Linked DNA regions of Homo sapiens: all the other regions are linked to region 2. The links are chromatin loops, found by intact Hi-C in ENCODE. Cell type or tissue: gastrocnemius medialis. All regions are shown on one strand. Region 1 has its middle 50 kb from the start of SPIN3. Region 2 overlaps NBDY (negative regulator of P-body association). Region 3 holds the start of SPIN2B (spindlin family member 2B).

The links. A loop is a pair of places that touch in the nucleus more often than their neighbours do. Peaks named below come from ENCODE experiments on the same cell type or tissue, not always from the same donor. Only the 100,000 strongest peaks of a DNase experiment are listed, where the experiment ranks them.
Region 1: a loop joins it to region 2, with 4 times the contacts of the local background. A loop is called at or near these places in 2 of 110 quality-filtered maps.
Region 3: a loop joins it to region 2, with 11 times the contacts of the local background. A loop is called at or near these places in 6 of 110 quality-filtered maps.

Annotation. Positions count from the first base shown.
Region 1 is chrX:56,941,733-56,949,732 of GRCh38, reverse strand. No RefSeq gene overlaps it. Among named protein-coding and RNA genes, the nearest start is that of SPIN3, 50 kb to the left of the region's middle. In gastrocnemius medialis, no CTCF peak of the experiment used is centred here; a DNase peak (open chromatin) is centred at 3,352; H3K27ac peaks cover 2,275 bases.
Region 2 is chrX:56,799,284-56,807,283 of GRCh38, reverse strand. The region is part of intron 2 of NBDY (negative regulator of P-body association); the gene reads right to left. Among named protein-coding and RNA genes, the nearest start is that of NBDY, 74 kb to the right of the region's middle. RefSeq lists enhancers at 3,702-3,841, 6,341-6,410. In gastrocnemius medialis, CTCF peaks have their summits at 3,542 (motif pointing left) and 4,251; DNase peaks (open chromatin) are centred at 2,843, 3,583, 4,233 and 4,673; H3K4me3 peaks cover 1,258 bases; H3K27ac peaks cover 2,971 bases.
Region 3 is chrX:57,117,051-57,125,050 of GRCh38, reverse strand. SPIN2B (spindlin family member 2B) reads left to right here and starts at 3,503. Exons shown (of 2, transcript NM_001006681.2): 1 at 3,503-3,813; 2 at 4,420-5,369. The coding sequence starts at 4,422. The coding sequence ends at 5,198. It also overlaps a transcript of FAAH2 not described here. RefSeq lists a silencer at 3,216-3,335 and an enhancer at 6,558-7,757. In gastrocnemius medialis, a CTCF peak has its summit at 3,629; a DNase peak (open chromatin) is centred at 3,500; H3K4me3 peaks cover 1,653 bases; H3K27ac peaks cover 1,616 bases.

The DNA.
Region 1 (8,000 bases), 140 kb before region 2:
AGAGCGTCTTCACAGCAAAAGAAACTACCATCAGAGTGAACAGGCAACCTACAGAATGGGAGAAAATTTTTGCAACCTACTCATCTGACAAAGAGCTAATATCCAGAATCTACAATGAACTCAAACAAATTTACAAGAAAAAAACAACCCCATCCAAAAGTGGGTGAAGGATATGAACAGACACTTCTCAAAAGAAGACATTTATGCAGCCAAAAGACACATGAAACAATGCTCATCATCACTGGCCATCAGAGAAATGCAAATCAAAACCACAATGAGATACCATCTCACACCAGTTAGAATGGCAATCATTAAAAAGTCAGGAAACAACAGGTGCTGGAGAGGATGTGGAGAAATAGGAACACTTTTACACTGTTGGTGGGACTGTAAACTAGTTCAACCATTGTGGAAGTTAGTGTGGAATTTCCCCAGGGATCTAGAAGTAGAAATACCATTTGACCCAGCCATCCCATTACTGGGTATATACCCAAAGGATTATAAATCATGCTGCTATAAAGACACATGCACACGTGTGTTTATTGTGGCACTATTCACAATAGCAAAGACTTGGAACCAACCCAAATGTCCAACAATGATAGACTGGATTAAGAAAATGTGGCACATATACACCATGGAATACTATGCAGCCATTAAAAATGGTGAGTTCATGTCCTTTGTAGGGACATGGATGAAACTGGAAACCATCATTCTCAGCAAACTATCACAAGGATAAAAAACCAAACACTGCATGTTCTCACTCATAGGTGGGAATTGAACAGTGAGAATACATGGACAAAGGAAGAGGAACGTCACACACCGGGGACTGTTGTGGGGTGGTGGGAGGGGGGAGGGATAGCATTAGGAGATATACCTAATGCTAAATAATGAGTTAATGGGGGCAGCACACCAACATGGCACATGTATACATATGTAACAAGCCTGCAGGTTGCGCATATGTACCCTGAAACTTAAAGTATAATAACAATACAATTTTAAAAAAAGGACTCACTACCTGATCTCCAAGCCAAATAATAGACTGTTTTAAATCATTAATTTGATTAGCCAATTTTTGATCAATGCCTTGTTGAGAATTCCACATTGGGGTGGAATTGGCTTGCCAATCATTACCAAAATGAGCCATTTGAATAGATTGATGTAACGCCATTCTGGCAGTGGTGGCCAGTGCAGTGACTGTAATTAGGCCCATGATCACAGCGATTAAAGTGAAAACAAATCTCTTAGATCTTTTTAGAATTTGCTGTAACACTTCATTAATTAAATGTATTGAGTGGGAGGATTCCCAAGATCTGGGCAAAGTTATCAGAATCCAGATTCCTTCTCGAGCTTGAACCAACATTACACTTTTCCTGGAGTCAAAATGGGAGTTAATACAAGTGTATTAATGACAATTAATGCATTGGACAGTTTGATTGTTCGTCCAAGTTTTGATATTTCCCACTAACAGCATGTAAGGAGGCTTAACACAACTCTGTATGAGAACAGTCAGGTTGGAGGTAAGTAAAGCAGAATATCTGGATCTATGTTGATACTGAGAGATGGGGGCGGTAGCAGGGACAACAGACAGAATAGTTTCCCCTACCCATAATTGCAGTCCAGATATGGCAGTAGCCAATTTCCGAAGTTCTGGGTGTTCTGGGCTCCAAATGGGGCTATCATATGAGGCCTCGGGGAGTGGGGGCCAGTAATGCCTTTATCTTCCCATTTTAAGGGAAGGAATGAGCTGAACCTCCTATGAAAAGTAGAATGATGATTCTCATTCTCCTGATAAGAAAACAAGTAGCCTCCAGGCATTCCCTTCCGCCAAAGGAGCAGTTGTTCTTTAAATAGCCCTTTGGTGCTCAGACTATTACTAAACCATATGAGTCATTTCTTAATATTACTGCATGTGAGTTAACACAATCTTCCCAAATTAAGGTTTTAGATGGGCCCTCAAAACTTTTAGGGCATGGTTTTCCTGCAGGTTTATATTGAAAGTATGGGGTATCTCCCATTACTCCCCCTTTCATTTGTTTTAAAGGAGAAAGGGAGAGGCTGGAGACCAAATGTCCCAGTTCTTCGGTAGCTGATCTCTCCAGAAGATAAGCAGCCCAGATTTGAGTTTCTACCTGGATACAACCAGGTGCATATCCGAGGCACAGAGGGGGGTATTTATAACCCATGGTAACATTAAATGCAGTGCCTTCTCCTGGTTGAGCAGGGCAGCGGTCTTCTTTAGGTCCAGGCATCCACACACTATCGTTAGTGTAGATTTCCACAGGAGCATCCATCCAGGTGAGAGGTCGAATACGTGGAGGAAAAGGCACATAAGCCCAATAAGAATAATTTCGTTTAGCAGGTAAATCAGTATGAGAGGAAACTGGTGAGACAGAAAGCATAAGGAGGAGAATCATTAAATAAAATCTAGTGTAAGTGAGATTGGGTGCTGAAGGAGGACGAGAAGAACAGAAGGATGTTATTTTCAGGCTAATAGAAATGGTCAGATTTTTAGGTTTGTAAGGAGAAAAAGAAAGGTAATCAGGAGAAGTGGCATTAGTTAGATGGGTCTCCATTCCCATCAGGGAGGATTGAATCAGACCCATTGTGATTTGGTGTGCCAACTTCCAAGGAGTTGGCACAGATCTCACCACATCTGAGGGCAGTCTCTGACATGGACGTCTTTTCCCTGTGGTTTTCGTTGTCAGTATTCACCCAAAGCTTGAGTCTCCTGGTGGGTACCCAGACAGGGGATTGATGATCTCCTGGTGAAACACAAGCATATCCTCTTTCCCATGTTATAATTGTGCCAGGTTCCCAGGTATTGGTTTGGGAGTTTTTCCATAACATGGGCTTGCCCTTGTTTAGGGAGAATTTTTTGCCTGTATAATGGCCTTTGGCTGCAGTTAGATTTTTATCTTTAGGAACATTTTAAAAATTTAAAGTACACAATGCCAAATGTAATTGGGAATGGGTGGTAGTTAAATTATGTTTTTGTTGTTCAGACTGTTTGGACAACTGGGTTTTTAAAGTGCGATTGGCCCGTTCCACCACAGCCTGTCCCTGAGGATTGTAAGGGATTCCAGTAATATGGGAAAGTCCTCATTGTTGCATAAATAAATCAAAAGCCTTACTAACATATCCAGGGGTGTTGCCTGTCTTTATTTGATATGGAAGCCCCATAACTGCAAAGCAAGAATACAGATTTTTTTTAATATGTGCCGTGCCTTCCCCAGTTTGGCAAGTAGCCCAGATAAAACCTGAGAAGGTATGTACAGAGACATGCACATATGACAGTCTGCCAAAGGAGCTAACATGAGTCACATCCATTTGCAATAAAGCGTTAGGAGTTAGGCCTCTGGGATTAATGCCAGGTTCCTGATTTGGAAGTACAAAAACTTGGCACTGAGGGCAGCTGTGAACAACAAGCTAGCCTGTTTCCAGGTAAGAGCAAATTTATCTTTTAATCCAGCAGCATTGACATGAATGAGATTATGGAACTCCTGAGCCTCTTGGGTTGCAAAAGAGACCAAACCATTGACTTCATGATTACCAGCAGACATGGGTCCTGGTAAAGTGGTATGAGATCTAATATGTGTGATATAGAAAGGGTGTCTACGTTGGCAAACCGCCTGTTGTAACCTTGAAAATAAAGAAGCCAATTCAGAATTATCAGTATGTTTGATAGTAGCAGTTTCTATATTTTTAGTGGCATGTACAACATAAGCAGAATCAGAGACAATATTTAAAGGTTTGGGGAAATCCTGTAAGGCAGTAATCACAGCAATTAACTCTGCCTTTTGAGCAGAGGTATAAGGGGTAGAAATAAGCTTGCCTGTAGGACCTACCTAACCATCATTGCCATTACTGGAGCCATCAGTGAACACCGTAATGGCCTCAGGAATGGGCTGATCTTTGGTTAATCGAGGGACCACCCAAGATGTCATTTTTATAAAATCAAGCAATTTGTTCTTTGGATAATGATTGTCAATAACGCCAATAAAATCAGCCAAGTGAATTTGCCATAATACTGAATGTTGAAAGGTGACTGATTTAAAGGAACTACGATTAAATTCAGATCAAATCTGGAAATCTTAAGTATTCTACACCGTGCCTGTCCAATTAGAGTGGCCATTTGATCTAGATAAACAAAGTTGTTGACACAGAATGAGGAAGAAAACACCACTCCACTAAGTCATTATGTTGAACTATTAGTCCAGTAGGGGAGTGTAATGAAGCAAAAACCAGAAGCTGAAAAGGCTGAAACAGCTGTACTCTAGATAACTGGGCGGTCAGGATTCTTTCCTCTATGAATTGCAGTTCTAGTGAAGCCTCAGGGGTCAAAGTCCTGGGACTGCGGAGATTGGAATCTCCCCGCAGCATAGAAAACAAGTTAGACAGTGTATAGGTCGGAATACATAAAGTAGGTATTAAATAATTAATGTTACCCAAAAGTTTTTGGAAGTCATTTAAAGTTTTCAGAGAATCTTTCCTAATTTGAAGTTTTTGAGGTTGAATACGTTGTTTATTGACCACCATTCCTAAATATTGAACAGGAGTGGTCAGTCGAATTTTATCCTGAGCAATGTGTAATCCAGCCTCTGTAACATGGTGGCTCAAACTTTAATAACAGTCAATTAATTCTTTATCAGTGGGGACAGCCATTAAAATATCATCAATACAATGAAGAATATAGGCCTGGGGAAATTGGGCTTGAACTGGTGAAAGCACTTGCCCAACAAAAGCTGGCAGATTGTAGGGCTATTTAGCATTCCCTGAGGAAGTACTTTCCATTGATAATGAGCTGCAGGCTCCTGATTATTGATAGATGGTACAGTAAAAGCAAATTTTTCACAATCCGATTTATGTAAAGCAATATGAAAAAAATCTTTAAGATAAATAACTATGAGAGGCCAATTTTTAGGTATTAAAGCAGGAGCAGGCATGCCGGATTGGACGGCCCCCATAGGTTTAATTATTAATTAATTAATGGCCCTGAAATCAGTTACCATCCGCCACTTGCCTGATTTCTTTTTTACTAGAAACACAGGAGAATTCCAGGGGGAAAGAGAAGGTTCCACATTTCCAAGTTGTAACTGTTCAGAAACCAAGTGAGTTAAAGCCTCCAGTTTTTCTTTAGAAAGTGGCCACTGCTCTATCCAAACAGGTGTGTCAGATTTCCATTGTAAAGGGATAGGATCAGGAGGCTTGGCAGTGGCCACCACTAAAAAGGATAACCTAAACCAGCCCTGTCTTATTTTACAGTAATTGGGAGGGGTTTAGTAATCCCTTCATGTTTTGGACCGAGACGGAGTCCAGGAACAAACCCCATGTTTTCTATCATATGCTGACTGGAAGCACTGTGAGAGTTATGTGGAATATTAATTTCAGCCCTGCATTGTGCCAGCAAATCTCTACCCCAAAGATTAATGGGAATTGGCATGATATAGGGCTGAATTGTACCCTTTTGACCATCAGGACCAGTGCAAGGCAAGATAAATGTGCTCTCATAAACTTCCTCAGCTTTTCTGACACCTACTAGTCCCATGTTAGCACGATGTTTAAGCCAGGAGGAAGGCCATAAACTAGAGGAAATAACAGAAACATCAGCCTCAGTACTAGGCCCTCAAACTTTTTTCCTTGTATGTGTATGGTGCAGGTGGGCCATTGTTTAGAAATTATATTAATTCACTAAGCGGCCTTTTCACCACTGGAGCCAATCCCAGTGCCACGTGTCTTATTTCCTTTGTTTAAAATGATATTAGGTAGTAAAAGCAATCGAGCAATTGACTCACCAGCCAGAATGGAAACAGGAACCTTAGCAGACACGACTAATTTAATCTCATCAACGGAATCAGAATTAATGATACCAGTATGAATGGTGATTCCTTTAGCAGAGGTGGATGCCCTACCTAACACCAGGCCCACCGAACCTTGAGGTAAAGGGCCAGTGACCCCCGTGGGGACAATTAAAGGCAAAGAGTTAAGTAGAAAATTTAGAGGAATAATACTACAGAGATTGACCGTCCTGCCACCTACCGTGGAGGTGGACAAGCACTGTACTGAGACAGAAGGAGAGGCTGGGACCCATTTGGGTTGGCTGTAGGTAAACTTTTTTGTCCTGGGGGCTGCACTGGGACCACCCAAAGCGGAAACACAACATTGGTATGAGTCTGAAGTGTCCCATTTGATATTGGGGCCTGGGACCAGCCCCGCTCCCCATTGTGGCAGGGGGTTTCCATCTATATCATACTTAGAGCAGCAATTACTTGCCCAATGTTTACCTTTGTGACAACATGGGCAAACAGTAGCAGCAGCATTTGGCCGTGTTTGTTGAGCCAGCTTGGCCACTTTTAAGTTTTTAACAGTGCAGTTTTTTCTAGTATGACCAAATTGACAGCAATTATAGCAGGCTCCAAGAAAAGAATTAGTGGGACCAGTTTGGTTGGTGTCCTTCATGGCCCATGCCAACAGAATAGCTTTGTGGGTGTCTTACCCAATGCCTTCACAAGCTTTAATATATACAGGCAACACCTCCTGATCAGGTAAATTTTGTCGTTGGACAGAAGGCATGGCCATTTTACACTCATGGTTCGCATTTTCAAAAGCTAACGAAGGAGAATACCTTGAGTGCGCTCATCAGAGACAGATTTTTCAACAGCATCTTGTAATTTAGCTAAGAAATCAGGGTATAATTCAGAGTGACCTTGTTTAACTGTGGTGAAAGAAACAGGAGCTTGGCCTGGAGTGCGTAATTTATCCCAAGCTCTCATACACACCTTTGTTACTTGTTCCGTGGTAAGAGCATCAAAGTTTAATTTGGCATAAGCATCAGAGAAACTATTGAAGCCTGTGAGCTGAGCCTGAGTAATGAGAATGTCATTAGTCCGATTTAGCTGAGCCTGCAAATGGGCCTCTTCTGACCACCAGGTACGAAATTGTAAATGCTGAGATGGGGTTAGAACAGCTTTTGCCAAAAGGTCCCAGTCTAAAGGAAGCAAAATGACCTCAGTATAAAAAGTTTGTAATACCATTTTAACTAAGGAGAAGTAGGACAATATTGAGTACAAGCATCCTTAAATTCTTTTAAAAAGGTAAGATTAAGAGGTACATGTTGATGCATTTGTACCCCTTGGAAGTTAGGTGGGTCTAGCATGACCGGGTAAGTTCATGCATCTAATTCACTTGTTTCTTTGTTTTGGCGTAATAAGCATTGCATTGAAGTTTCAAGAGTAGACATCTGAGATGGAGTAGGCATAGAAGTGACAGGAAAAGCATGTGTAGATAAGGGAAACTGAGGGTGAGGTTGTCAGACCGCAATGAGAGAATGCCACAAAGATACTCCCCAAGAAGAGCAACTCCAAACACATAATGTCAGATTCACCAAAGTTAAAATGAAGGAAAAAATGTTAAGGGCAGACAGAGAGAAAGGTCGGGTTACCCACAAAGGGAAGCCCATCAGACTAACAGCAGATCTCTTGCCAGAAACTCTACGAGCCAGAAGAGAGTGGGGACCAATATTCAACGTACTTACAGAAAATAATTTTCAACCCAGAATTTCATATCCATCCAAACTAAGCTTCATAAGTGAAGGACAAATAAAATACCTTACAGACAAGCAAATTCTGAGAGATTTCGTCACCACCAGGCCTGCCCTAAAAGAGCTCCTGAATGAAGCACTAAACATGGAAAGGAACAACCAGTACCAGCCACTGCAAAAACATGCCAAAATGTAAAGACCATCAAGGCTAGGAAGAAACTGCGTCAACTAACGAACAAAATAACCAGCAAACATCATAATGACAGGACAAAATTCACACATAACAATATTAACTTTAAATGTAAATGGGCTAAATGCTCCAATTAAAAGACACAGACTGGCAAATTGGATAAAGAGTCAAGACCCATCAGTGTGCTGTATTCAGGAAACCCATCTCACATGCACAGACACACATAGGCTCAAAATAAAGGGATGGAGGAAGATCTACCAAGCAAATAGAAAACAA
Region 2 (8,000 bases):
ACAATCCTAAGCAAAGAGAACAAAGCTGGAAGCATCACGCTGCCTAACTTCAAACTACACTACAAGGCTACAGTAACCAAAACAGCATGATACTGGTACCAAAACAGATATATAAACCAATGGAACAGAATGGAGGCCTCAGAAATAACACCACACATCTACAGCCACCTAATATTTGATGAACCTGGCAATAACAAGCCATGGGGAAGGATTTTCTATTTAATAAATGGTGCTGGGAAAACTGGCTAGCCATATGCAGAAAGGTGAAACTGGAACCCTTCCTTACACTTTATACAAAAATTAACTCAAGATGGATTAAAGACTTAAACCTAAAACCTAAAACCATAAAAAACCTAGAAGAAAACCTAGGCAATACCATTCAGAATACAGGCGTGGGCAAAGACTTCATGACTAAAACACCAAAAGCAATGGCAACAAAAGCCAAAATAGACAAATGGGATATAATTAAACTAAAGAGCTTCTGTACAGCAAAAGAAACTATCATCAGAGTGAAAAGGCAACCTACAGAATGGGAGAAACTCTTTGCAATCTACCCATCTGACAAAGGGCTAATATCCAGAATCTACAAAGAACTTAAACCAATTTACAAGAAAAAAACAACCCCATCAAAAAGTGGGCGAAAGATATGAGCAGAGACTTCTCAAGAGAAGACATTTATGCAGCCAATGAACATATAAAAAAGCTCATCATCACTGGGCTTTAGAGAAATGCAAATCAAAACCAGAATGAGATACCATTTCATGCCCGTTACAATGGTGATCATTAAAAAGTCAGAAAATAACAGATGCTGAAGAGGATGTGGAGAAATAAGAATGCTTTTACACTGTTGGTGGGAGTGTCAATTAGTTCAACCACTCTGGAAGACAGTGTGGCAATTCTTCAAGCATCTAGAACTAAAAATACCATTTGACTCATCAATCTTATTACTGGGTACATACCCAAAGGATTATAAATCATTCTACTCTAAAGAGACATGCACACATATGTTTACTGCGGGACTGTTCACAAAAGCAAAGACTTGGAACCAACCCAAATGCCCATCAATGATAAGATGGATAAAGAAAATGTGGCCCATATACATCATGGAATACTATGCAGCCATAAAATGGATGAGTTCATGTCCTTTGCAGAGACATGGATGAAGCTGGATACCATCATTCTCAGCAAACTAACAGAAGAACAGAAAACCAAACACCACATGTTCTCACTCATAAGTGGGAGTTGAACAATGAGAACACATGGACACAGGGAGGGGAACATCACACACCGGGGCCTGTCATGGGGTGGGGAGCTAGGGGAGGGATAGCATTAAGAGAAATACCTAATGTAGGTGACGAGTTGATGGGTTCAGCAAACCACCATGGCACGTCTATATCTATGTAACAAACCTGCGTGTTCTGCACATGTACCCCAGAACTTTAAGTATAATAAAAAAAAAGTGAAGGGAGAAAAACTCCAAAAGTACACAAAGAATTAGAGTGAGCAATGAGGATGAGAGTGAATTGGAATGCAGAGTGTACCAAGTAGACAGGTAGTAGCCCAAGTGGCCTCCTGTGGCCTCACAGAGGAGGAAGAGCCATCAGCCAAGAGAGTCAGCCCCTTAGTCCCAGGTCTGCACCACATTGGCACAGAGGCCTGGCAAGCCTGGAGGCTGCCCTGGTCCCCACTGCCCCCACCACCACCCCATCCTGCATCCTCTGCCAGCAAATATTGGAAAGCCACACAGATAGGGACAAGAAAGATGAACAAAAGAGAACCTGGAAGCTGAGGAACCCTGCCCAGTTAGAGTTGTCTAGACAATGGGATCCAGGTTTTACGGGAGGTGCCTGGGCCTACACTTTTGAGTGACTATGGGTGAGGATACATGTATGTGCCTGAGGATGTATGGAAGCACAGATAAAGACAGGAAAAAGGTGAGATGTGATGGGAGTTAAATGTTAAAAATGAGGACCTCTGACATTCAGACTCCCAATGCCACCCCGAAGAACTCTGTCCAGATCTTCCTGCATTCCTTTCTTCTTGCATTTTCCTTATGCAGGCACTGGAGGTGCCCCCATGGTGATTACTACACATGAGAAAAGGATCCACATTTGTTGACAAGTGACAGAAAGGGAGTGATTCCTGTTCCATGGTACTGTTGCCCTTCTTCCTGGAATGCCCTGAGAGTGCAAGCCCATGCATGAAACTGACGTTCGTGAGAGTAGGTCATACCCCTCTGAGTGTGGGAATCATAACCTGTAGGGTGAATTTTCTCTCCTCTAAAGCTCTGCACGTTCCCAGTGCAGCCTACACATCCAGGAAGACTTGTAACAAGCGAAGAAAGAAAACATTTGCAATATTCTGAGATGGTTGTGTTCCATGCTGCTCTCCAGTCACTGAGAGGCATGGGTAAGACATGCAACCTTTAGAGCAATGAGGCCACAGCTTTGCATCTCAACAAGTGTTCTGTATGAAGGACCCATGCATGGCTTTCCCATTTCTGCCTGGAGACCCAAAAGGGGTGGCACAATTTGTCCTCCACTGTCTCATCCATTTTCCAGGCTGAATAATCTGACAAGCAATAGAATTCAGCTTGAGGAGCCCAGAGTGCTCGGTATCAAACCAAGGAACAGCCACCTCACCATCTGCAAAGACACGCCAGCCTCAACCTTCACTTCCATGCCCAGCACAGGAACACAGAGGAGGCCCAGGCGAAAGTGAGCATGGCTGGGGCCTGGCTACCCATGTATTTGGCAGAATGACTAAGATGCCCGGGGAATTAACTGGTGAGCCATCACATTCAGTGAGCACACATGCTCCATCAGCTATGCCAAGTGGCTTTCTCTAGGAGAGCCGCCTGTGGAAGCCACCCAGAATACCCCTCCTACTCTTGGGCATGGATGAGTGCCTGGGCTCCAGTGAGAAAAGTAGCTGAAGGCCTGGGACAGGTGTCCAATCTGTCGAGTCTCATCCTGACAGACACCTGGCCCGACCTTCTTCTGCTAGAAGGGTCAACAATCTATGGATGCCTGTTGGACCTGGGTGCTTTTGATCCAAGCTTTTGTCCCTTCCCCAAGAAACAGTGTGTTCCCTATTTACAAGCGTAGTGCTCACAAGCAGGCAGCCTGGTCTCCTTAGGAGGCTTGTGCAAATTCAGAGAAGTAATCAGCAGTGGCCTACAAGCAGGCCCATGCACTCACACACCCCTCCCCCATACCCCTTCACATTGCCCCCAGTGCGACCTATCCCCACCATGCCACAGCCCCAAGGGTGGGATTTCTTGAGGATAGGCTCCTCTGGCTCACTGGGACCCCTGCCCAGAGAGGAATCCAGAGGGAAGGAGGGAGGCAGAGAGCCTTTCGCATGTTGCAGGTTTCCCCAAAGAGACCATGTAGGTGGGGAGTCCTGCTGTAGATGAGGTGAGCGCTCCTTGGCCGGTTTCTTTCTTTCTTTCTTTTCTTTTTGTTTTGTTTTGTTTTGTTGGAAGCAAAAGGAGAAAGAGAAAAGCAAGGGAAATAAGTGACTGCCATTTCTGGAGCCACACTGCCATCCAGCGGCAGTTGTTTCTGAACACGACCGGCTGCAGGGATACTTGCCTTCTGACAGGCACAGACTTCAGCGAGAATATGTCGGGCTGGGTGGACTCTGACTAAGCCAGAGTTTCCCCCATCGCGGTTTTAAACCTTTGAAGGAAGTGTGCCTGCCATTTGGACCCCACGGAGAAGCAGCTAATCTAGAGGCCCAGGGACAGAGCAGCCAGGCAGCCCCAAGACCAGTCAGTCCAGAGTGCGGAGGTGCCCTGGCAGCCATCTTGAGGTGGGCTTAAGGGAAGCCACTGACTACTGACGGCCGAGACTGGGGTCGTTTACACTGGTCTCTTTTGTGGGGAGTTCTGGGGTGCCCTTGCCTGGAATCACGCTGGGGCCAGAGGTCCCCTATCCTCCCAGTGAACCAAGGAGCTGTGGGGTGCTGTGGGCGGGACGACTCCTGCCCGGCAATTCCTGGAGATGGCCAGGGGAACCCATGGAGGGCCGCCCCTTCCTGCCCTTTTTTCGGAGAGGGCTGTGGAGCCCGGGTGCCATCCTGGTAATGAGCAAGGGCAAAGGGCCAGCCAGGAGTTCCTCTCTCGTCCAGCTTCAGCCTGGGGGCCCCACACCGCCACCATCTCTTTCGTGCTCCTGGGATTTCTCCAGCACTCATGCCCAGCTGCCTCCAGTTTCCAGAAACAGATTCCGCTCGATGGCACTATGGCTCTACAAAGGCCAACTACAAGCTTAACCCTGCCCCTCCAATCCGACGGCCTCCACCCTTTCCAATGTGAAAAAAAGAAAAGGGAAAGAGAAACAAAAAAAAGACAGGGAGGATAAAAAGGAGCCAGCCACCTGGTCTCAGGTTGACCACCAAACTTAAGGGACCCTACGACCTAGGACCAGTAGGCAGGAGACACTGCGGAAATCCTCTTTATGCCGCCAGCCTTTGCTTTTCCTTTGGCCCTCTCCAGGTTTCATGGCTCATGCTCATGCAGAAAAATAGAAGACAAATGATACATAATCATGGCCACTGGGAAACCACAGGAAGACTGGGATCATGGGGCTGCCGCCCCAGGACAAGGTGCTGGTCACCCAGCTGAATTACCCAAGGTTTTGCTGCAGGACTGGTGGTTCTCCCAAAGCCTGGAGCTCCAGATAGAGTTTACCACCTTGGGCTGGCACATGGAGGTCACCAAAATGAGCGAACAGCTCAACAGGCAGTCACAGGGCGTGTGGCAGGAATCTCCCTCAGAGGGGATACTCAGCAACTGACTGAAGTCTGACTCTGTGCAGGCTGTCCTGGCTTTCACATGGGGTGGGGGGGAGGGGTGACATGAGGGTGGCTTAGGGGAACTGGGGAAGGCCACCACGCAACACAGATTCCCATGGCATCACAGAGGGCCAAGGGTCCCAAGGGGACTGTCTGCCTCTACCCAAGGTGTGGTCCCTTTTTAAGCAGGTTGACCCAGGAGGCTCCAGTTTCACACTGGCTGCTGGGGCTTATCTGATAACAGACTTCCCGCATTCATTCTCAGGAGAAGGCCTTAGGTGCCCAATCAACAGCATAATGACCCAGGCCTGGAGCCAGGAATCCTCACCCATAGCCCATTGCCTGTGGCCGACTGAGAGCCTTTATGGGAGAGTTCGTGGGCAGTCTGGTGGCTATGGCGACACATGTGTGTGTGCGTCTGTGTGGGTGAATGCTTGAGCCCGCACCCCTGGGCCTGTGTGAGGATTTGTGTGTGTGTGTGTGTGTGTGTGTGTGTGTGTGTGTGTCTATGAGTTTGTGAGTGTGCATGTGTTAGTGTATGTCTTTGTGTCTGTGTGTGTATCTCCCTGTGCATGTGTGTTTGTGATTATATTTGTGGTTGTCGGGGTTTCCCTGTGAGTCCATGTGGTTGTGTCTGTGTCTGTGGTCTCTGGGTGCCTGCCTGTGTGAGTGAGAGTGGGCAAATGGGCACGTGGGAGAGACAGCCTGCCTATACACACTGAAATCTGGATCGTTGTGTTCACATGGCTGGATTGAAAGAAAAGACAAAGGGGGACAACTTGCCAAGGCTCCTGCTGGCTCAGGATTACACATTTAGAGCATCCACAAAGAGAATGGGAAAGAATGGTGAGCCATGAGGAACAGGTTAAGGGGTGGGTTCATGGTGACATTTCATGAAAAGTAACACATTGGCGCCTTTGTGGAACACCAGAGGGACTGAACTGGTGACCTTCATATCTGCTCCTTTAAGAACAAATGAGGCCTTTCTCACTTTTGTTCTGCAAAGGGGCATCCTGCATCACCAGGAGCAGAGGAAGAAGCAGTCTCAGTATAATGCTTGACCCGCCAAGAGCCAAAAGTGAAAGGAAAAAGAGAAGAAAGAAGAGAAAAATGAGAAGGAGAAGGAGAAGGAGTAGAAGAAAAAGAAAAAGAAAAAAGAGGAGGAGGAGGAAGAGGAAGAAGAACCAGAAAGACAATAAGAACAAGAAGTGGCAGCTTCACGCCACAGCAGCTGTCCTGAAGGACCTAGTTCAGGGGTGCCTCACTGCATGGTGGCATACACAACAAGAGGCAAAGAGAAACCTGTGATGTCCCGGTGAAAGGACACAACACCAAGAAGCTTCTTGTTGATGGGTTCTTTTCCGAGTGGTATCAAGGGCTTTGATCTACAAGTAGGCCTAGAGAAGCTACAGAGGACAGAGGTGCAGGCTGAGCCATGCCCTCCAGATGTCATCAGCGCACTGCAAGGGGCCACGGGCTTCTAATCTACAAGGCCTGGGTAGGGAAGTACCCCGGAAATGGGTGGGAGGAGAGATGTAAAACGGGGAGGAAATGGATACCAGAGAAAGGAGGTAATGAGCCACCTATGGCAACACTGACAGAAGGCAGATAGGGGAGGGGGATGCTGCTTACACCCCCAGGGTTCAGCCCGGGTCCTTCTGATTTCCTTAGGAAAAGTAGGCTTACTCTCCCTAAGGACATTCCTGTGCCCACCCGACCCTGCTTTTGCAGGCTGATCCTGAACTCCCTAAACCAGAAATTGATGAAAAGTAAAGAGTGAAGAAGAAAAAAGTGAAGGAAGAAAAACTCCAAAAGTACACAAAGAATCAGGGTGAGCAATGAGGTTGAGAGTGAACTGAAATGCAGGATATCCCAGGTGGAAAGGTGGCTGCCCAAATGGCCTCTTGTGCCTTCGTACAAGAAGAGTCACCTACCAGAGAAAAGCATCAGACCCTTAGGCCAGGGTTTGTACTGGGTCCACACAGAGGCCAGTGGAGCCAAGAGACTGCGCTGCTCCACACTGCCCCCACCCCCACACCATCCCACACACTCCACCAGCAAATACTGGGAAGCCAGACAGAAAGGGAGAACAAAAATGAATAAGAGAAAACCGGGAAGCTGAAGAACCCTTCCCATTGAGAGTTACCTAGATGTGGGGATCTGAGTGTGAGCACAGGTGCCTGGGCAGACACCTTTTAGTGAGTATTGGTGGGGATGCATGTATGTGCCTGAGAACATATAGAAGCACAGATGAAGACAGGAAAAAAGTTAGATGAGATGGGAGTTAAATATTACAAATGAGGATTTCTGACACTCAAAGTCACCTTGCCACCCCTAAGGACACAGTCCAGATCTTCCTGCATTCTTTTCTTCCTATGTTTTCCCTAGGCAGGCACCAGTCTCCTTCTGAGGAGACCTGTGCAGATTCATAGAAGAATCTGCAGCGGCCCACACACAGGCCTAAACACCCACACACCCCTCCCCCTTTACCCCCTCACACTGCCCCCGGTGCTACAAATCCACAGCAAAAGCATAGCATTTCTTGAGGATAGGCTCCTCTGGATTACTGGGACCCCCTGCCCAGAGAAGAATCCAGAGGGTAGGAGAGGCAGACATCACTCCTACTGTTGCAAGTTTCCCCAAAGTAACCACATAGGTGGGGAGCCCTGTTGAAGATGAGGTGGGTGCTGCTTGGGCAGTTTCTTTGTTTCTTTGTTTTTTTTGTGTGTGTTTGTTTTGTTTGGTTGGCAGCAAAAGGAAGGAGAGAAAGGCAAAGTGGAGGAAGGAAAAGGGGTGATTGCCATTTGTGGAGTCACAGTGCCATCCGGCGGAAGGTGTTTCTTGACAACAGACTACAAGGACACTTGCCTTCTTCCAGTCACAGATATCAGCGAGGATGTGCCAGGCTGGGTAGACTAGGCCCAAGCCAGGGTTTCCCCCACTGGGGTTCAGAGCCCTTAAGGAAGTGTACCTGCCATTGGAACTCCATGAAGAAGCAGCTAAGCTAGAGGCCCGGGGACAGAACAGTCTGGCAGCCCCAAGACCAGTCAGCCCAGTGGGCGGAGCTTCCCCATCTTGAAATGGGTTTAAGAGAAACCACTGTTCACTGACTGCCGAGACTGGGGCCATTTGCTCTGGTCTCTTTTGTGGAGAGTTCAGGGGTGCCCTTGGCTGGGGCCACGCAGGGACAGGGGCACCCT
Region 3 (8,000 bases), 320 kb before region 2:
TCTATTCAACATAGTGTTGGAAGTTCTGGCCAGGGCAATCAGGAAGGAGAAAGAAATGAAGTGTATTCAATTAGGAAAAGAGGAAGTCAAATTATGCCTGTTTGCAGATGACATGATTGTATATCTAGAAAACCCCATCATCTCAGCCCAAAATCTCTTTAAGCTGATAAGCAACTTCAGCCAAGTCTCAGGATACAAAATCAATGTGCAAAAATCACAAGCATTCTTATACATCAATAACAGACAAACAGGGAGCCAAATCATGAGTGAACTCTCATTCACAACTGCTTCAAAGAGAATAAAATACCTAGGAATCCAACTTACAAGGGATGTGAAGGGCCTCTTCAAGGAGAACTACAAACCACTGCACAAGGAAATAAAAGAGGATACAAACAAATGGAAGAACATTCCATGCTCATGGGTAGGAAGAATCAATATCGTGAAAATGGCCATACTGCCCAAGGTAATTTATAGATTCAATGCGTTCCCCATTAAGCTACCAATGACATTCTTCACAGAATTGGAAAAAACTGCTTTAAAGTTCATATGAAACAAAAAAAGAGCCTGCATTGCCAAGTCAAACCTAAGCCAAAAGAACAAAGCTGGAGGCATCACGCTACCTGACTTCAAACTATACTACAAGGCTACACTAACCAAAACAGCATGGTACTGGTACCAAAACAGAGATATAGACCAATGGAACAGAACAGAGCCCTCAGAAATAACACCACACATCTACAACTATCTGATCTTTGACAAACCTGACAAAAACAAGAAATGGGGAAAGGATTCCCTATTTAATAAACGGTGCTGGGAAAACTGGCTAGCCATATGTAGAAAGCTGAAACTGGATCCCTTCCTTACACCTTATACAAAAATTAATTCAAGATGGATTAAAGACTTAAACGTTAGACCTAAAACCATAAAAACCCTAGAAGAAAACCTAGGCAATATCATTCAGGACATAGGCATGGGAAAGGACTTCATGTCTAAAACACCAAAAGCAATGGCAACAAAAGCCAAAATTGACAAATGGGATCTAATTAAACTAAAGAGCTTCTGCACAGCAAAAGAAACTACCATCAGAGTGAACAGGCAACCTACAGAATGGGAGAAAGTTTTTGCAATCTACTCACCTGACAAAGGGCTAATATCCAGAATCTACAATGAACTCAAACAAATTTACAAGAAAAAAACAAACAACCCCATCAAAAAGTGGGCAAAGGATATGAACAGACACTTCTCAAAAGAAGACATTTATGCAGCCAACAGACACATGAATAAATGCTCTTCATCACTGGCCATCAGAGAAATGCAAATCAAAACCACAATGAGATACCATCTCACACCTGTTAGAATGGCGATCATTAAAAAGTAAGGAAACAACAGGTGCTGGAGAGGATGTAGAGAAATAGGAACACTTTTACACTGTTGGTGGGACTGTAAACTAGTTGAACCATTGTGGAAGTCAGCGTGGCGATTCCTCAGGGTTCTAGAATTAGAAATACCATTTGACCGAGCCATCCCATTACTGGGTATATACCCAAAGGATTATAAGTCATGCTGCTATAAAGACACATGCACACATACGTTTATTGCGGCACTATTCAAAATAGCAAAGACTTGGAACCAACCCAAATGTCCAACAATGATAGACTGGATTAAGAAAATGTGGCACATATACACCATGGAATACTATGCAGCCATAAAAAATGATGAGTCCGTGTCCTTTGTAGGGACATGGATGAAGCTGGAAACCATCATTCTCAGCAAACTATCGCAAGGACAAAAAACCAAACACCGCATGTTCTCACTCATAGGTGGGAATTGAACAATGAGAACACATGGACACAGGAAGGGGAACATCACACAATGGGGCCTCTTGTGAGGTGGGGGTAGGGGAGAGGGATAGCATTAGGAGATATACCTAATGTAAATGAGGAGTTAATGGGTGCAGCACACCAACATGGCACACGTATACACATGTAACTAACCTGCACATTGTGCACATGTACCCTAGAACTTAAAATATAATTTAAAAAAATAAAAATGAAAATAAAATAAAAAGCCCTCACTGAAACTATGACATATCTGCAAATTGCTTTCCATAAAAATTGTATAAACTTTCACTTGCATCAGCACTAGATATGAAGCTTTTTCATGATCAATGACATTAAGTAATATTTTAATGTTCTTTCATACTTTGACTGTTGAATCGAGATTATTATTACTTCTATTTTTCCTTGTAGATGTTATTTTATTAAGTGTAGTTGTTCTGTTAACATCCGACTCATCCCCTCATTCAAATACCATAAGTATCTGAATAAGAAAGATACCATTAAGCATTGTTTTGTTTACAGAGTTTTTGGTTGGTTCATTTGCTTTCTGTTCAATTTTATTTTGCTGCTTTTTACCTTTTAATAAATCAAATATTGATACTGGTACAACATTAGTATACAACCTTTCTCAAAATATTTAAATAATTATTTCAACATTCCTTAAAGAATACCCAACGTTTCTCCACTGATTTATAAAACTATAACTTTAATTATTTCTTATAAAGTTATTTTTTTGCAAAGCTTTCTATTCCGATACATAGATCTGATTACTGGTTATTGTGGAAATATTATGTCAAATGCCCAGTACTGGGAGAAAAGCCAAATTATAAATCACTTTAAAATTGAGTTTTACGGACCAAGTGCAAGATATGTAACAGGTGCTCAATAAATATTTGTTGAATGAAAAAATCGATTAGAAAACATCTAATTTCCTGGAAAAATTAATAGACATGAATTGCAGATAAAAAACAAATCCCAGTTTTGCAAAAGTTTAGGAAAAAGGAAAAAAAACTATGAGCATTAATATTTTGCTGTGAGGCCCTCAAAAATGGGAGATGGGACTGCAGTTGATGATTTTCCTCTTAATATTAATTTCCTAAAATGTAGATAGTGTTCACGTTGTACATGCAATTATCTTGCAATAAAGAAAAGGAAAAAAAAATCCCTCGAAAACAAAAACAAAAATGCCAGGAAATATCAGTCAGCAAAAATTAGGTAGAGACTGGGTCAAAATGGCAGACTTACCATAGTGAATTTCTCTGTTCCAACTCCAAATCCTTTCAAAAAGAGGAAAGACATATTTACGTGTAAAGAATAAATCCATAAGGGCATGGGACGGTGCAGGGGCAGGGGTGGGCGCGGGGGTGGGCGCGGGGCGGCAGCAAGGCGAATTCCAAGAAGATGGAAAGCAGGGCAGGCAGACTAAGAAGGTGGAGGTGGGAACCAAGTGGCCCTGAAACGGGTGAGGAAGGGGCCACAGGGTTCCGAGGACGACTGTGGCACGAACTACTCCGGATTTGGAAAGAGGCGGAGTCAGAGCCCATAGCTCCGCCGGGGCTACAGGCTGTGTGGTGGGCGTGGGAGCCTGGTGGAGAGGAGAGCCGGGTGTTTGACAGGAAGAGGAGGCCTCTCTCTGGGCAGGAAGCTGCGCTACGGAAAGAGGGAGGAGACTGCCGCGGCGACAGCAGGGACTGGTGGAATCCCGATGTGGCTGAGGGGCCGCCACCGCCAGCAGGGAGGCGGAGGGCTAGCGAGCCAAGCGGTGGGGACGCCGCTGCCTTCCTCTTTGCCTGTCTCGCCGCCCTCCTAGACACGCTCCTCATCTACGGATCCTACCCTCCCCGCTCTTGCAAGCATTCACTCGGCCGGTCGCCTGCTGACCCTCCTTCGCCACAGGCTCGTAGCGGAGGCAGCAGCGAGGTGTCCGATTTGGGCACGTGAGGCCCGCGATCCCCGGCGGTGGACGCCAGGCAGGGCAAGGCCATTAGTGGGCGCCAGAATGGAGAGGGGGATGGGAAGGAATCCAGCAGGAGACATGGGGTGGAGTTGGGCGCCAGGCAAGGGTGGGGTGGGGGAGTGCGGTGAGCAACATGAAAAGGGGGTAGGAACGGGAGCCAGACAAGGATTTGAAGGTGAGCGCCGGGAAGCAAGGGCGGTGGGTACCAGAGAAGTGGTTAGGGTAGGCAGGGGGTGTTGTGGACAGCAGCTGGGACGCTCAGGGAAGGAGGGCAGTGGGTGCCGGTCAAGGCCTCTTTGCAAGGGGATTGGAAGTGGACGCCAGTGGTAGCAAGGGGTTCCGGGAGGGCAGTGGGCTCTGAGCTAGGAGGAGGTGGCCCAGCCACTTCTGCAGAGTTCCTAACCCCAGACAGCTCTACTGCACCACCCCAGCCCTTCCCCACAGCCCAAAGGAACTTAAGAGGGAGAGCACTGCGGGCATGCAGCCAGGATTTCCAGCATTGCTTCCAGGCTCCTAGGGGAAACTTAGGCACTAGCGCAGACTACATCCAGACATGGCTATAGGGAAAAGTTTGCCTTGTGGCACACTGGGTGTGTCTCTCTATCCTCTCTCCTCCCCCAGCAGGCATGAAGACCCCCAACGCACAGGAAGCCGAAGGGCAACAAACCAGGGCAGCTGCAGGACGGGCCACTGGGTCTGCAAACATGACAAAGAAAAAAGTCTCCCAAAAGAAGCAGAGAGGCCGACCTTCATCCCAGCCCCGCAGGAACATCGTGGGCTGCAGAATTTCTCATGGATGGAAGGAAGGAGATGAGCCCATCACGCAGTGGAAAGGAACCGTTCTGGATCAGGTGCCTATAAATCCCTCTCTTTATCTGGTGAAATATGATGGAATTGACTGTGTCTATGGACTGGAACTTCACAGAGATGAAAGGGTTTTGTCTCTTAAAATTCTTTCTGACAGGGTGGCATCATCTCACATTAGTGATGCCAACCTTGCAAATACCATAATTGGCAAAGCAGTGGAACATATGTTTGAGGGAGAGCATGGTTCTAAGGATGAATGGAGGGGGATGGTCTTAGCTCAAGCACCTATCATGAAAGCCTGGTTTTATATTACCTATGAGAAAGATCCTGTCTTGTACATGTACCAGCTTCTAGATGATTATAAGGAAGGTGACCTCCGCATCATGCCAGAATCCAGTGAGTCTCCTCCAACAGAGAGGGAGCCAGGAGGAGTTGTAGATGGCCTAATAGGTAAGCATGTGGAATATACCAAAGAAGATGGCTCCAAAAGGATCGGCATGGTCATTCACCAAGTGGAAGCCAAACCCTCTGTGTATTTCATCAAGTTTGATGATGATTTCCATATCTATGTCTACGATTTGGTGAAAAAGTCCTAACTGTTAGGGTAAAATTTGGCACATGTGTGGAAACAAATGTATAATTTGTAGACATGCAAAAAATGTTGCCTTTCAGTGTATTGAAAGCTTATGGAATCCCTGATAACTAAACATCTTTGCCAGCATTAACTGTTGTTTTGCTCTAAAAAATACAAACTTGTGTGTACATGACATGCTGTGTGTAAGCCCTTTGTCTTGTTGAAAAGATCGGGTGTGTTTGGTGAATGGGGCATGAAAAGAAGGAACAGCTATCAGAGAGCTTGTGGCTTAGAGGAAAATACACAGAATAAATTGAGTAGAGAGGAACACAAAGAACCTTAGAAGAGGTCCAGAGTAAAGAGGAGAAGGATCAACCTGACAGGGTCTGTGGAGAGGATAAAGGATACTCAATGGAAGAGGCTATGTGGGTTAGAGTGTTAGAGAGGTTAGAAGAAGAGGGCCACTGAGGAAGAAGGAGTTCAAAGAAGAAAGACTGACAGAGGGATTGGGAATACAGGAAAAGAGTTGTGGGGTGTGGGGCCCATGAGAGATCGGAAGGCCCAGGAAAATGTTGGACTTCTGGTAGTGTCCACATTGCTCTTCCTGGCTCTATGCACAAAGGAAGTGGCATCTGTCAAAGATGCCAGATACATTGGAGGTTCCCTAGAAGGGCATTCTGACAAGGATGACTCAGTAAGGTTAATCAGGAGGAAAGTTTATACCCGTAAGGCTTTTCCTGTTTCAGGGAGTTCAGGACGCTCCTACCCAGCAGAACCCCAACCCTCAGCCTGAACACACTAACACGGTTCCCCACATGTGCTGGGCTGCGGGCTGCCTCCTCACATTTGTCCTGCGCTAGATAAACAATATTGGTAGAGGATGGGTTAGTGGGTCAGAACTTAAGAGATGTGCCATCTTGCATTTGGAAAGTACTTTACCCAGAAAAAAATGGAACCTTACTGAACTCAGGTACAGCAGTCTCATCACACCGGTTCCTTCTGCTGGAATGTTTGTTTTCTATCTAGAGACGAGGGGCATCAGAAGATTGAGCCTAGTGTTTCTCTCCAGGTTATGGGGAGTTCCTGACTGTCCACACTTCTTTCAGCAGCTGCCTGAAACCACAGGTGGTTCCGACAAATAATCCACTAAAAGAGGCCTGCTGTCCCAAGAATCCACATTCTGGTTAGACCTTCCCCACAAAGCTGGTGTCTGCAGACCCCTCACAGGCACCTGTTGGCCAGTCTTGCCTACCCCAGCTCACAGAGACCTGTGATGGAATTCTGGTCAGCTCTTTGTTTCCAGGTGAGGCAGATGCCATGGGGCAGTTGGGCTGGGAGTTGTGACTTGGTATAACTAACTCATTCAGCTGTATAATGTCACAAAAAAGGGTCAAGGCTGGTGGGGAGAGGGAGCAGCAACCCACAAAAAGTCCCTCAGAACTATGGTGTCTGATGCAAAGATAGATCTGTGTCTTTCTCTTCCTCCCCTCCTTGCCTTTCCCAAGTCTTTCTCCTGTAGCCCATCTGAAAACCCTCTCACTGCTTTCTGCAACCACACCGTTCACTAAATTATACCTCTGACCCCAAGAAAGAGTGCTGGTGACTCCCTGCTGCCCAGGTTACCCTAACTCCATGCATAGTGGGAGATGCAAGGAGCTTCCAGGAGTTGAAAGAAGGTGGTAAATAGAGTTTATTCTCTCCACCCAACATGGCCTGAGGCTGACTGCCTCAAGAATTACACAAGGCAAGCCTACCTCACCGTAGCAAGGATTAATTTTCTTGTGTACATCACACAATTTCGTCCAACAAAATCCAGCAAGGTGCCCAGGAACCAGTCTCAGACAGCTGCCAGGTTATTTTCATCTTTGTGTTTTTATTGTTTTCTATTTTTAATTAGGTACTTTAGACATTTGAGAGATTTCACACGATGAAAATTTATGTCTCTGGCATCTCCTGAAATTGAAACAGAATGACAACAACAACAAAAATGTGAGGATCAGGGCCCTCATTCCAAAAAGGATACATGCAGCTGGGCCTTAGGTAGGTCTCAGTCCAGTTTAGACTCCGAATACCCTCTCCAGTTGGCCACACCCCCAGCTGGCCTGCTTTACTCTAATAAAATGCACAGTCGTTCCCTGGAAGCGTTTGCACTTGTAACTGGGGCCACACCCTGGAAAAACTGCCCCTTTGACTTGCTTTGATCCCATTTGCTTTTTAATTTACTTGTTTTATCTTTACCCCACAAATACTTACTTCAGGTGGGCTCTCTGCCAGGCACTCTTCTAGGCACAGATACTGATAATGTAATAATGAACAAAAAAGCAAACTAAAATTCTTATCCTCATGGAGGTTTCATTTTAGTGTGGGGGACAGACAGTAGCCAAAATAAGTAAGCAATTATAATGTATTTTCATAGTGTCTAGTGTTAAATAGAAAAACATAAAGCAAGGAATTGGGATAGAAAATTTCAGGAGGGAAGCTGAAACTAGATAGACAAGGTATCCAGGGAAGGCCTCACTGAGAACTTGGCTTTTGAGTCTCACCTGAAGGCAATGGGAGAACTGACCCTGTAGCTGTCTGGGGAAGGAGCATTCCAGATGGAGGGACAGCACGTGCTGAGGCCCCAAGACAGGTTTAGGCCTGGCATGTTTGAGGAGCAAGGAGGATGTTATCATGTCTGGAGCTGAGTGAACAAGGCAGAGAAAAGCAGGAGGTGGTTTCAGAGATGTAATGGGGATGAGGGAGAGAGGCAGACAGCTTATAGCCCTGTAGGTTTCAAAATGCAATTTGGCTTTTACATTGAGTGTGATGCAGAGCCATCCAT